2 separate regions of the Mus musculus genome follow, and region 2 is linked to region 1. The links are chromatin loops, found by intact Hi-C in ENCODE. Cell type or tissue: heart. All regions are shown on one strand. Each heading gives the region's core, and the rest is flanking DNA. Links, peaks and the distances in the headings are about the cores only.

What was found. Hi-C counts contacts between places; a loop is a spot of excess contacts. Peaks named below come from ENCODE experiments on the same cell type or tissue, not always from the same donor. Only the 100,000 strongest peaks of a DNase experiment are listed, where the experiment ranks them.
Region 2: a loop joins it to region 1, with 3 times the contacts of the local background. A loop is called at or near these places in 1 of 42 quality-filtered maps.

What each region holds. Positions count from the first base shown.
Region 1 is chr8:69,971,998-69,977,368 of GRCm38, forward strand. It overlaps Gatad2a (GATA zinc finger domain containing 2A), which reads right to left and starts at 2,386. Exons shown (of 13, transcript NM_001113346.1): 1 at 2,093-2,386. In heart, for the core only: no CTCF peak of the experiment used is centred there; DNase peaks (open chromatin) are centred at 1,834 and 2,414; H3K4me3 peaks cover 2,671 bases; H3K27ac peaks cover 2,214 bases.
Region 2 is chr8:69,651,408-69,656,778 of GRCm38, forward strand. Zfp964 (zinc finger protein 964) reads left to right here and starts at 3,149. Exons shown (of 4, transcript NM_001177527.1): 1 at 3,149-3,189. The coding sequence starts at 3,187. In heart, for the core only: no CTCF peak of the experiment used is centred there; a DNase peak (open chromatin) is centred at 3,034; H3K4me3 peaks cover 1,324 bases; H3K27ac peaks cover 1,189 bases; H3K27me3 peaks cover 372 bases.

The sequences.
Region 1 (5,371 bases), core at 172-5,171:
AAGCCAGCCTTGGCTAGAATGAGACCCAGTCTCAAAAAGAAACAAAACCAACAACACAAAATAGCTCGTTACTGGGAGTGGAGGTAGGGCAGCACACAGATGCAAGATTCCAGAAAGCTTCCCAAGGAGGCTTGAACCCAGACACTTTACATCATAATATGCTTCATCACAGGACCTGCCAAATAACACACTAATAGAGATGACATGACACTAAAGAAATGTCATCAAAGTGGAACTAACAAGGCATAGCGATCAATCAGTAATGCACAAATGCTCCCATTTCCAGAGCTACTCAGCTTCCAAGGGGAAAAGCAATCTTTGAATTAAAGAGAGGATTGGGACCTGGTGATCAGCTGGAAAAGACACTTGGCCCCCAAGCCTCCTCACACAAGCTCTTTCTCTGAACCCACATGGTGGAAGAAGCAAATCCTGAAAGTTGACCTGACTCCACACATGCTCATGAGTACAAACATACAAAAAATGACATTGTTTTTTAAAGTATTTCAGAATTGTAGGGAGCAAAAGAAGAATGAGAGGTGGACAGAGAGTGAGGAGTAAGAGTGGGTGATTACCACACTTAACTGCTTCCTCTAGAGAACTCTGGGTCTGAAGCACAAGCGTGGTGGCTATGCCACTCAAAGGCCAGCTGGATTCTCTTCTCTCAGGACACAGAAAGGCTGGCATGGTGTTCTAAGCTGCACAGGTACAAGGAGCTTGCTTCATGTACTAGAGCAGGGGGAATTCTCACATACAAGGGGAAAGCAGCTACGTTCCCCAGTTCTAATGCAGAAAACGTACAGCAATCACATCTCTGCCCCTTCACTAAGCAGTGAGGGAACAACAGGACTTGTAGAAGCTACAACTTCTCATCTGGAAATTAGGTATTATACATCAGAAGGATCATTTTTGGTACCTGCTATACCTGCAAAGGAAACTTGGCCCATGCACACTGAGAGCCAGGTATAAGCTAAGGACTGGAGGGTATTCACAGTGCTGTGGTGTAATGTTGCTTTAAAGAAAAGTTGTAACCACCGTAACCACCGAATGGTAGGATGAGAAGAACAAGAGGGAGACTCAGGCTCAGTATACAGATTACATCCACAACAGGTATCTATCGCTTTGTGAATGGACACACACATTAACAGGGACGTGGGAGTGCTGCATACTCCAAGAAGATAAAAAGAAGTTAATGCTGTCAAGAAAATGTAAGGCTCAGGAGACTCACCAGGACTTTGTCCTAAAGAATCCAAAGCCACAAGATAAGAGTGAACTACCTGAAGTGAGTCAGGTAGGTAGAACTTGCAGCCTCTGCTAAAACTGCAGGGGCGGGAAGGAAAAACAAAACATTCTGCCATACAGGTCTTAATGAGGGGTCCCCATTCATTTCAGGGTTCCGGAGAGCGCAGTCCGGCTGCGGCTGAGGCCTGCCCAGAAGCCTTTCCTTGTTGAAGTGATCAATTCCGATTCTTGGCATTAATCCCTTTAAAAGGCCAGCTGCTGCTGTCTAGTCACTGATGCCAACCCGTTCCAGGTGGAAGAAAAAAGAAATTATTGGAGCCACATCGTACACCCGGAGGCAAATTTAAAGTGGAGGGCCATGAGGAAAACAGGAACCAAGAGAGGGGGAAGGGTCCCATGGCTCCCCAGGGTCAAGCAGGAAGGGCGCGAGCCCAAGCAGGACGGTGGGGGGGGGGGGGGACCGGCCCTGCAGGCGTGGGCGCGCAGGGACTCTTATTCTGACACGGGATCCTCCGCCGCCTCCGCCGCCGCCGTCGCCGCCGAATTTAACGCCGCCGCCGGGCTCGGACCCCCGACCCTCCCGTGGACTCTCACCCCACGCCACTCGTCCACGTGCTGTGTGCCCGCCGCCCCCCTTGGGGCGGCCTCCCAGCCTGAAAAGCTCAGGAGGGAGTGAGGCGACTCGGCCACTTCCCGGCTCCGGGGACCAGGGACCCCAGCCCCACGTGCGAGGGCGGTGGGGAACTTTCCAGCGGCGCAGGCGAAGCGAACCGCAGCGCAGCAAACCGAATACGACCGCGCTCCCACTTTCCCGCGCCCCCGCCCCGCCTTGCCAAGTTTGCTAGGAACTTACCCGGCCGCGCGCCGACCGGGCCCAGGGGCAGCGCGCGTGTCCACAGGGCTGGGGGCGGGGGGCGCCGGCCGCGCGTGCTCGCTGCGCCTGAGGGGCCGCCCGGGCCCGCGGCGCTCGCTCCGCCGCTCCGCCCGCCCGCGCCGCCGGCCAGATAATGCGCCCCTCGGCCGCACACATGGAGCCCGGCGCCGGCGTCACCGCCCGGGACATGCGCACCAGGTCAGCGCGCCCGGCCCGCGGCCCCCAAAACACCGGGGAGCTCTTAAAGGCGACGCCACCCGCCCGCACCCGGATGGGCGGGGTCGGGAAGGGAGGGGCTCCCTGTGGGCGTGGTCTTATGTGGGCGTGGTTCCCTGGAGGCGAGGCTGGGCGGGCCTACCCGGAAGCACCGCCCTCCCAGCCCCAAAGACTGGCGACGCTGCGCTAAGCGACTGGGTTTCCCACTTGGGCTGCTAAGCGCCCCTCAGCCATGGCCAGCTTAGTGCACAGAGCTCGGCCGCGCCCAGGGCTGACTCACGCTGACCTCGCCCGAGCCCTGCACGGCCACCTCTTGTAACTCTGAGACGCGCCCGGGGCCTCGCAAAGCTTCCTCTCAGGAACTTCGGTGTTGACCTCCAGTGAGAAGGTGCGATCGGCTGAGCGGTCACCCCTCTCCCCCGGACCGCAGACAGTTCAACCTACCCACCAAGCCAATCCACCTGCAGAGAACGAGGTGGACGGCTGTCTCCTTCCAGTAATCCACATCTAGCCTGTGCCTCTGGAGAAGAAGGAATCCCCAAGAAAACAAACCTGCGCCCAACCCTCTCTGGTAACACCAAGGAGACAATAATAGCCAGAAAGGAAGCAAGTTTGGGGAGATTATGAAGCATCTGAAGCCAATTTACAATTTCAACAGGGAAAAGTACAAAGTTCATAGAAAACCTATTCCAGGACAGCGACATGGCTCAGTGGTTTAAAGAGGCTTGCCACCAAACATAATGACCTGAGTTCCATCCGCACAAGTTGTCCTCAGACACAAACACACGCTCATAAATAAAATATGTTAATTTAAAAAACACATCTGGAGTCATGGCTCAGCAATTAAAGGTACTGGCTGCTCTTGCAGAAGACCCAAGCACCCACATGGTGGCTTACAACCTACCATAACTCCGGTTCTAGGGTATTTATGCCTTCTGTCCTCATCATACAGAAACACGTCATAAAGAAATCTTATGAAGACAAAGCCCAGGGCTAAAGAGTTAGCTCAGTGGTTAAGGGCACTTCTTGTTGTGGAAGACCTGGGTTCTATTCCCAGCACCCACATGGAGGCTCTCCTCCTCAGGCAACAAGTACACATGTGGTACACAGATGCACATGCAGGCAAAACACTCATGACACATCAGTTTCTTTTAATATATATATATATAAGGGTTGGAGAGATGGCTCAGTGGTTAAGAGCACCAACTGCTCTTCTGGAGGTCCTGAGTTCAAATCCCAGCAATCACATGGTGGCTCACAACTATCTGTAATGAGATGCCCTCTTCTGGTATGTCTAAAGACAGCTACAGTGTACTCACATATAATAAATAAATCTTTAAAAAAAGAAAAAGAAAGAAAAGGAAATGAAATAAAGAAAATGAAGCCTCAAGGTAGGTGGATGAGTTCGTGGCCAGTCTGTACTATGGCTAAGACTACAGAGAAACTCTGTCTTGAGAGGAAAAAATGAAAAAGAAAAAAGAAAGTCTAGTGTCACAAAGCAGTTGTTAATATCAGAATCACTGAAACAGACTCCTGCCATGTTCCTATTCCAGCTTTGAAATAGTGATGAGACAGACACCAGGACTCCTGAAAACTGCTGAAGTACCTTTTTTGTAACACACATAACTGAAATGTGTTACTGCACAACTGTAATGTAATCTGATGGCTTCTGTTGTGTTGGGAAAAACATCAAAAGTACTTCTAATCTATAAGTGGGTCTCACCCCAAATTTGAAAAATTACAAAAATCCTCATCCTCAGCACTGCCTTCCCTAAGTCCTTCTGAATTTCTGTGGAGTTTTACAGTTGGCAACTTTGTCACTGACCCCTACCCATACCTAAACCTTCCAAGTTTAAAGCAACATCTTGCAGAACCTTAAGAGAAGCACTCTTCAACATCAAAAAGATACAAAATACCGATTGCGGCAAAGAAATGCAAATGTTTCAGCTTAAACAAAAAGCTCTCAAACTTGACCAGGTATATAGTTCAAGGGCCTCTGCTCCATCCCTGTACAAGGAAAGATGGGTCGGCAGAATCCAGGGCTTCCGTGTAGCTCTAAGAGCCACTGGTGCCACAGTGATTAATCAGATGGTGTGCATTACAGCAAAACAAGAAACCGTTACCTCACCTGGTTCCGATTAATGCCAACTTTAATTAGCGATGAACTGAACCAAGTGTGGTCAAGTGGGAGCCCTCAAACTCCAAGCCAGGGTAAGGACTCAGAGTCTAAATTGTTAAGCACTTTGTGAGTCACCAAGGTGACAAACTGTCCAGTTTAAAGAAGGAGGCATCATCTGTGACATGCTAAAGACAGCAGTGTGGACTGGTGACAGGTGAGCTGCTCCAGAGGGCAGTGTCAACTTCTCTATTGGAGAAAGTATTGGGTGGAGAGCAAAGGTAAAACACAAGAGTTTCCTTCTGTGACAGAAATGGAGCTAGGGACACAAATGATGAAGTGACAGTAGGGGCAGGCCTCTTTGGGGGTCCCTTTATGGCTTAGCTGCTTGACTGGAAACCTCCCTGCCCTGATGCATTGGGCTAGCTTTTATGAAACATGAGGCACTCAGCTGCTCACAACACTGTCCAAGCTGCAGACACCCTAATTACCAGCCATGTTTTCCTCTGCTTTCTCTGCCCTAAGAACAAGCTGTTAGTGAACCACTTTCAAAACACTTCTCTAGCAGGGGATGTAGCTCAACAGTGAAGCCCTTGCCCAGCATGCCCAAAACCCCAGGGAAGAGGGGAGAGGAAGAAAAAAAAACTTTGCTAATAATAGCCAAGTCTCCTTACTCCCCAACCACTGTAAAAAATAGTCTAATTATCTTTTAATGCACTAGCATCTGAGCCTGTTCCTACACAAGATACTGAAGGGAAGAAAAAAAAAATACTTGGGGGCTAAATTCCCATGTTCGGGTCTCCTTTCATAGCAGAAGCTGGAGTTGGTTCAAGAATCCAAAGCAACCCTGCTGAATGCTGGAGACACTGCACTTTCTTTCTTCTCCTCTTCCTCCCCCCCCCCTCTGGTTTTTTTAATACACGGTC
Region 2 (5,371 bases), core at 112-5,111, 320 kb before region 1:
CTGCTTCCTGACCTGTTTGGGTTCCAGTCCTGACTTCCTTGGTGATGAACAGCAATGTGGAAGAGTAAGCTGAATAAACCCTTTCCTCCCCAAGTGCTTCTTGGTCCTGATGTTTGTGCAGGAATAGAAACCCTGACTAAGACCGGTACCATCTCAGTTAGCTGGGCACATCAGCCATTGATCCAGAAAATACCCTGAGGTCCTCTTCACAGATTACACTAGGTTGTGTCAAGTGGACAAAATGTAACCAAGACACACCCTACTTGGAAAAAGAGAAAACAGGAGGAAAAAAAAAAAGGAAAGGGGTAGTTTAAAGCTAAGATTAAGAGAGATTTCCCCCCTCAATAAGAAGGGTTACTGGGGCTGACGAGATGGCTCAGTGATTAAGAGTGCCAACTGCTCTTCCGAAGGTCCCAAGTTCAAATCCCAGCAACCACATGGTGGCTCACAGCCATCCATAACGAAATCTGATGCCCTCTTCTGGAGTGTCTGAGGACAGCTACAGTGTACTTACATATAATAAAAAAATAAATCTTTTTTAAAAAAAGAAGGGTTACAAAGGGGACTTCAACATCCCTCCAATAAAGAAATATTTAATTTTTGTATATTAAAGAAATATTGGCTTTTGGGTGTCAGCCATTTCAATACTACAAAGTAGAAATGTAAGGGCTCTTTGGAGAGTTTGTTGTATTGGATGGGGTTTTGCTGAGGCAAACACGTGAAGGAGTGTTTTCCTGAAGTGGACACATGTGAAAAGATGCTCTGCTAAAGCAAGCACATGAAAGGACATGTGATGAAGGATTCTTTGCTAACCACACGCATGTATTGGTCCACCTTACATTGTGCAGTTGAGCTGCATTTGTCAGAACTCCATAGAGATAAATGCACCAAAAAACTCCTGGTGATGTGCTGCAGCTTCTTGCCACTTCTGCAGACTTGGGCTGATTGGCAGAGTGATGTTAGCTGAGACAGACATACATGCTGAAGTATGGCATGTGTTTAGGCAAGGCACAAAGAGAACTCATGATGTTTGGAGAGGGTATAAAAGGGACTCAGTGCACAGTGACTGAGGCTGAGCTAGGCTTGCTTATAGAGCTAGCTGTGCATCACGTGTTGGTCTTTTGACTTCTTTGATGATCTTCACTTCGCTGAGAAAAGCACAGCCAAGAACTCTTCCTGGCGTTCCTGCTGGTTGGTCCTTTCTGCTGCCGAGGCTGAGGCCTGGCTGTCTCTGCTAAATAGTACCACCACTGCTGACTCATGTTTGCTATCCCAACTCTATCAAACTGGACTGTTGGTATATCTGTGAAGTGTTTACAAGTGAATCGAGCTGCTGTTGATGACCTGTGAACTGAACTGCAGATTTCCAGACAATGCAGATGGAAGGTTCTCCAAAGAACCTTTCTAAACAGGTCCACTTCTCCTGTATCCTTTCTTTTCCACTACCTCTGGAGGGTGGTGGGCTAGAAGGAAGGCTAAAGCATTTAAGAACCATCATTAAAAATAGGTTTTGAAAAAATTAAAGTTAAACACCACATGATTTAGTCTGAGCTAGCATATGTGATGGTGTGAGACAGTGGTCCTCACCCTTCCTAATGCCATGACCTTTAATAGTTCATCATGATGTGGTGATCCCCCCAACCATAAAATTATTTTCTTGGCTACTGTATAAACTATAATTTTGCTACTACTGTGAATCATAATGTAAATATGTGTTTTCTGATGATCTGATGACACACAGGTCAAGAACCACTGAATTGGACTGTCATTGTCCATTTCAGTATAAAGTGCATTTAGAGTTCACCAGTTACAGATAAGCAGTAGGTGCTGGGCATGTTTCTTCCAAGCGCTGGCTGGTACCGGCCCATAATGAGACTTGGAGTTACCCATGGTTTACTATGTAACTTAAATCATGATAAGGAAAAGAGGAAGCCTCAAATCCCGAGTTATTCCTTAGATAAGGCTTTGTACCCTAAGCCAGGGAGATGGGAAATTTGAGAAAATAGCAGAACTGGCCTGTGAGAAACAAAGAACAGAAATTTCTCCCCCAGGGGGACTTAAAAAAAAAAATCTTGTGCCAAAATTCACAGCCGTTTTTGCCTTTTCTCTAAGGTTCCGTGTCTCTCTGAAGAACTGAATATTTAAAACGCCTTCATTTTTCTCCAGTCGCTTGGAATTTGTTATTATCTTATTTCCAGCTGTGAAGTTGAGCACAGAGGACCAGATACTGGACTGAATTATAAGTTAAGAGTTGTAAAATCACAGTACAGATAGCGTCTTAATAACTCTACCAGAAAGAGCTGATGAGGAGCCAGTGTGTTCTGGCCTCTAACAATGACCAGACTTTGTGCAACTTTAACTAGCCCAGATTTTTACAATGTAGACCAGGCTGGCCTAGAACTCACAGAGATCTGTCTTTCGCTGCCAGCAGAATGAGTGCTGGGATTAAGGGGACTTGTACCAACCACCAAGCCCCACTTGACAGACCACTATCAAAAATTTTGGCTTCCGGGCTGGTGAGATGGCTCAGTGGGTAAGAGCACCCGACTGCTCTTCCAGAGTTCAAATCCCAGCAACCACATGGTGGCTCACAACCATCCATGACGGGATCTGACTCCCTCTTCTGGTGTGTCTGAAGACAGCTACAGTGTACTTACATAAAATAATAAATAAATCTTTAAAAAAAATAAAATAAAATAAAAGGAGCCAGGCAGTGGTGGCGCTCACGCCTTAAAAAAAAAAAAATTTTTTTTTGGCTTCCCTGAATAAAAATCCAGGTCCACGGAATACATCATACCCAAGGTCCTATAACAATTCTAGGTCTGAAGCAAGAAATCACTACACTGGACGTTGAGTTGGTAAATGCACTGTGGACACCAACGACCCAAGACCAATAGGAACTAAGCTTTTGAGATCACCGAAGACTAAAGTACCCAGCAAGAAGCAGGCAGGTCTGGCTTTTATGCAAATCTCTCCCGAGCTGAGCGAAGTCGGGCCCTAGCCAATCAGGGCCTCCAGACAAGCCATCCAATCAGGAGCGCCAGGGAGCGGTGGGAGGCGGGCTCCATCGCAATCCCGCTGTGCATTCCGCTGGGAAGCGGAGAAGGCGCAGCGGGTTCGGCCCCCTTCGCTGTGGCCACTGCGGCCCGTAGCTAAGGGGAGCGCGGCCGAGCTCGAAGCCGCGCCATGGTGAGCGCAGGGCCGAAGTCCCCAGAAGGGGAAGAGCGGCCGGCTGAGCCGCGGGAGCCGGGGTGGTGGGTCCTCCTTGGGACTGGGGGAGGGGTGGGTCCAGCGTCTGGGAAAGTTCGGCTTGGTGCGAAGATTAGAGTTTAAAAGGCGAAGCCGCGAGCTCCCCCCGGACGGATTGCGGCTGGCCAGAGGGAGCCAGGCTGGCCCGGAGAGACGAGGGCAGCACGCTGCAGAGCCCAGAGCACCCGCGTGGGCGGGGTCGCTCGGTGCTGAGCTGGTCTGCCCACAGCTCCTTCGACGGCGCAGGTTTCTCCTAGTGCGGGTTGTGACAGCTTAACGTCGCACTCACTTGTAACCCTGCGTGCGGGCTTCACAGTAAACCCGCAGCTGTTGGAGGAGAGGGGACAGCCTGGGCTGCCCCAGGACAAGGGAGAGAAACGTGGAGCGGGACTAGCGAGTAGACGAAGTGGAGGACCCCTGCCGTGCGCTGCAGCTCTCTCCTTCCCCCTCCCTCTCTCCTACTTAAATCAGCCTTATTTATTGGTGTGTGTCCCCGGTGTGTGTGTAGAGTGAGGAAGGTGTAAGGTCACAGGACAACTTTATGGAATGAGTGCTGTCCTTCCGCGATTAACGGATAGAACTCAGGTTGTCACAGAGCCTAGTATAGTTTATTTTTTCTTTTCTTAAAAAATATTTACTCCTTCCCACCCACAGTCTGGAAGTTAGATGCAACAGCTTTGCATAGCATGCTGGGTAAGTGCTCTATTACTCCTTAGGCCTATCTGCAGCTTTATCCTATCTTAATGATAATTGCTTTTAAGTCAGTTTTGAAGTTGTGAATCATGAATCTCTGCTTTGCTCTTTCCCAGGGCTGTACCCGTATTCTAACATCCTTGCAATTCCATGACTTTCCGCAGCAGTTTTCAGTCTGACCAGGTGTTCACTGGTGTTCCTTAGGTGGTGTGACCCTGAGTGTTTCAAGGCGCTTACCATCAAGTGAACAAGGTTTTCCTTTTAGAACTTAGATTCTTGCTGAGCTGGTTGGGAGTCACCTTTCATCCCAGTATTCTGGAGACAGAAGCAGGTGGATCTCTGTAAGTTCTAGGTCAGCCAGGTCTATGTCGTGAGTTCAGGCAAGTCAGGATTACATAGTGAGAACCTATCTCAAAAGGAAGAAAGAAAAAAACAAAATACTTAGGTTCTTGGTTCCTCCGAATCTCTCTGTGGGTGGCATCTTTTGCTGCCAAGCCCAGAGACCTGGGGTTAATCCTTATAAGCCACTTGGTAGAAGGAGAGAATCGAGAACCACAGAATTTCTTTGAACTCCTGTCCCTTCACCTCATACATGCATCATGGCAATGCATAGCCACACATGCACACAGAAAGGAATGGTTTAAAAAAAAAACTGATTTTTTTTAAAGCAAGCTTTGCAGTTTTAAAACTACAACTTTCTTTTTTTGTAGTATTTTTTATTTTATTTTTTTATTTACATTTCAAATACTATCCCCTTTCCTAGTTTCCCCTCTGAAAATCCCCTATCTGCTCCCCTCTCCCCCTGCTCCCCAATGCACTCCCATTCCTGGCCTAGGCATTCCCCTATACTGGGGTGTAGAGCCTTCAAAGGACCAAGGGTCTCTCCTCCCATTGATGAAAGACTAGGCCATCCTCTGCTATATATATAGCTAGAGCCACAAGTTCCACCATGTGTTTTCTTTGATTGGTGGTATAGTTCCAAGGAGCTCTGGGGGTACTGGTTAGTTCATATTGATATTTCTCCTATGGGGCTTCAGACCCCTTCAGCTCCCTGGGTACTTTCTCTGGCTCCTTCATTGGAGACCTTGTCCTCCGTCCAATGGGTGACTGTAAGCATCCACTTCTGTATTTGCTAGGCACTGGCAGAGCCTCACAGGAGACAGCTGTATCAGACTCCTGTCAGCAGGCTCTTGTTGGCATCTGCCTAGTGTCTAGGTTTGGTGGTTGTTTATGGGATGGATCCCCAAGTGAGGCAGTCTCTGGATGGTCTTTCCTTGCCTCTCAGCTCCAAACTTTGTCTCTGTAACTCCTTCTATGGGTATTTGTTCCTTCTAAGAAGGAACAAAGTATCCACACTTTGGTCTTCCTTCTTCTTAAGTTTCATGTGTTTTGCAAATTTGGCCTATCTTGGGTATTCTAAGTTTCTGGG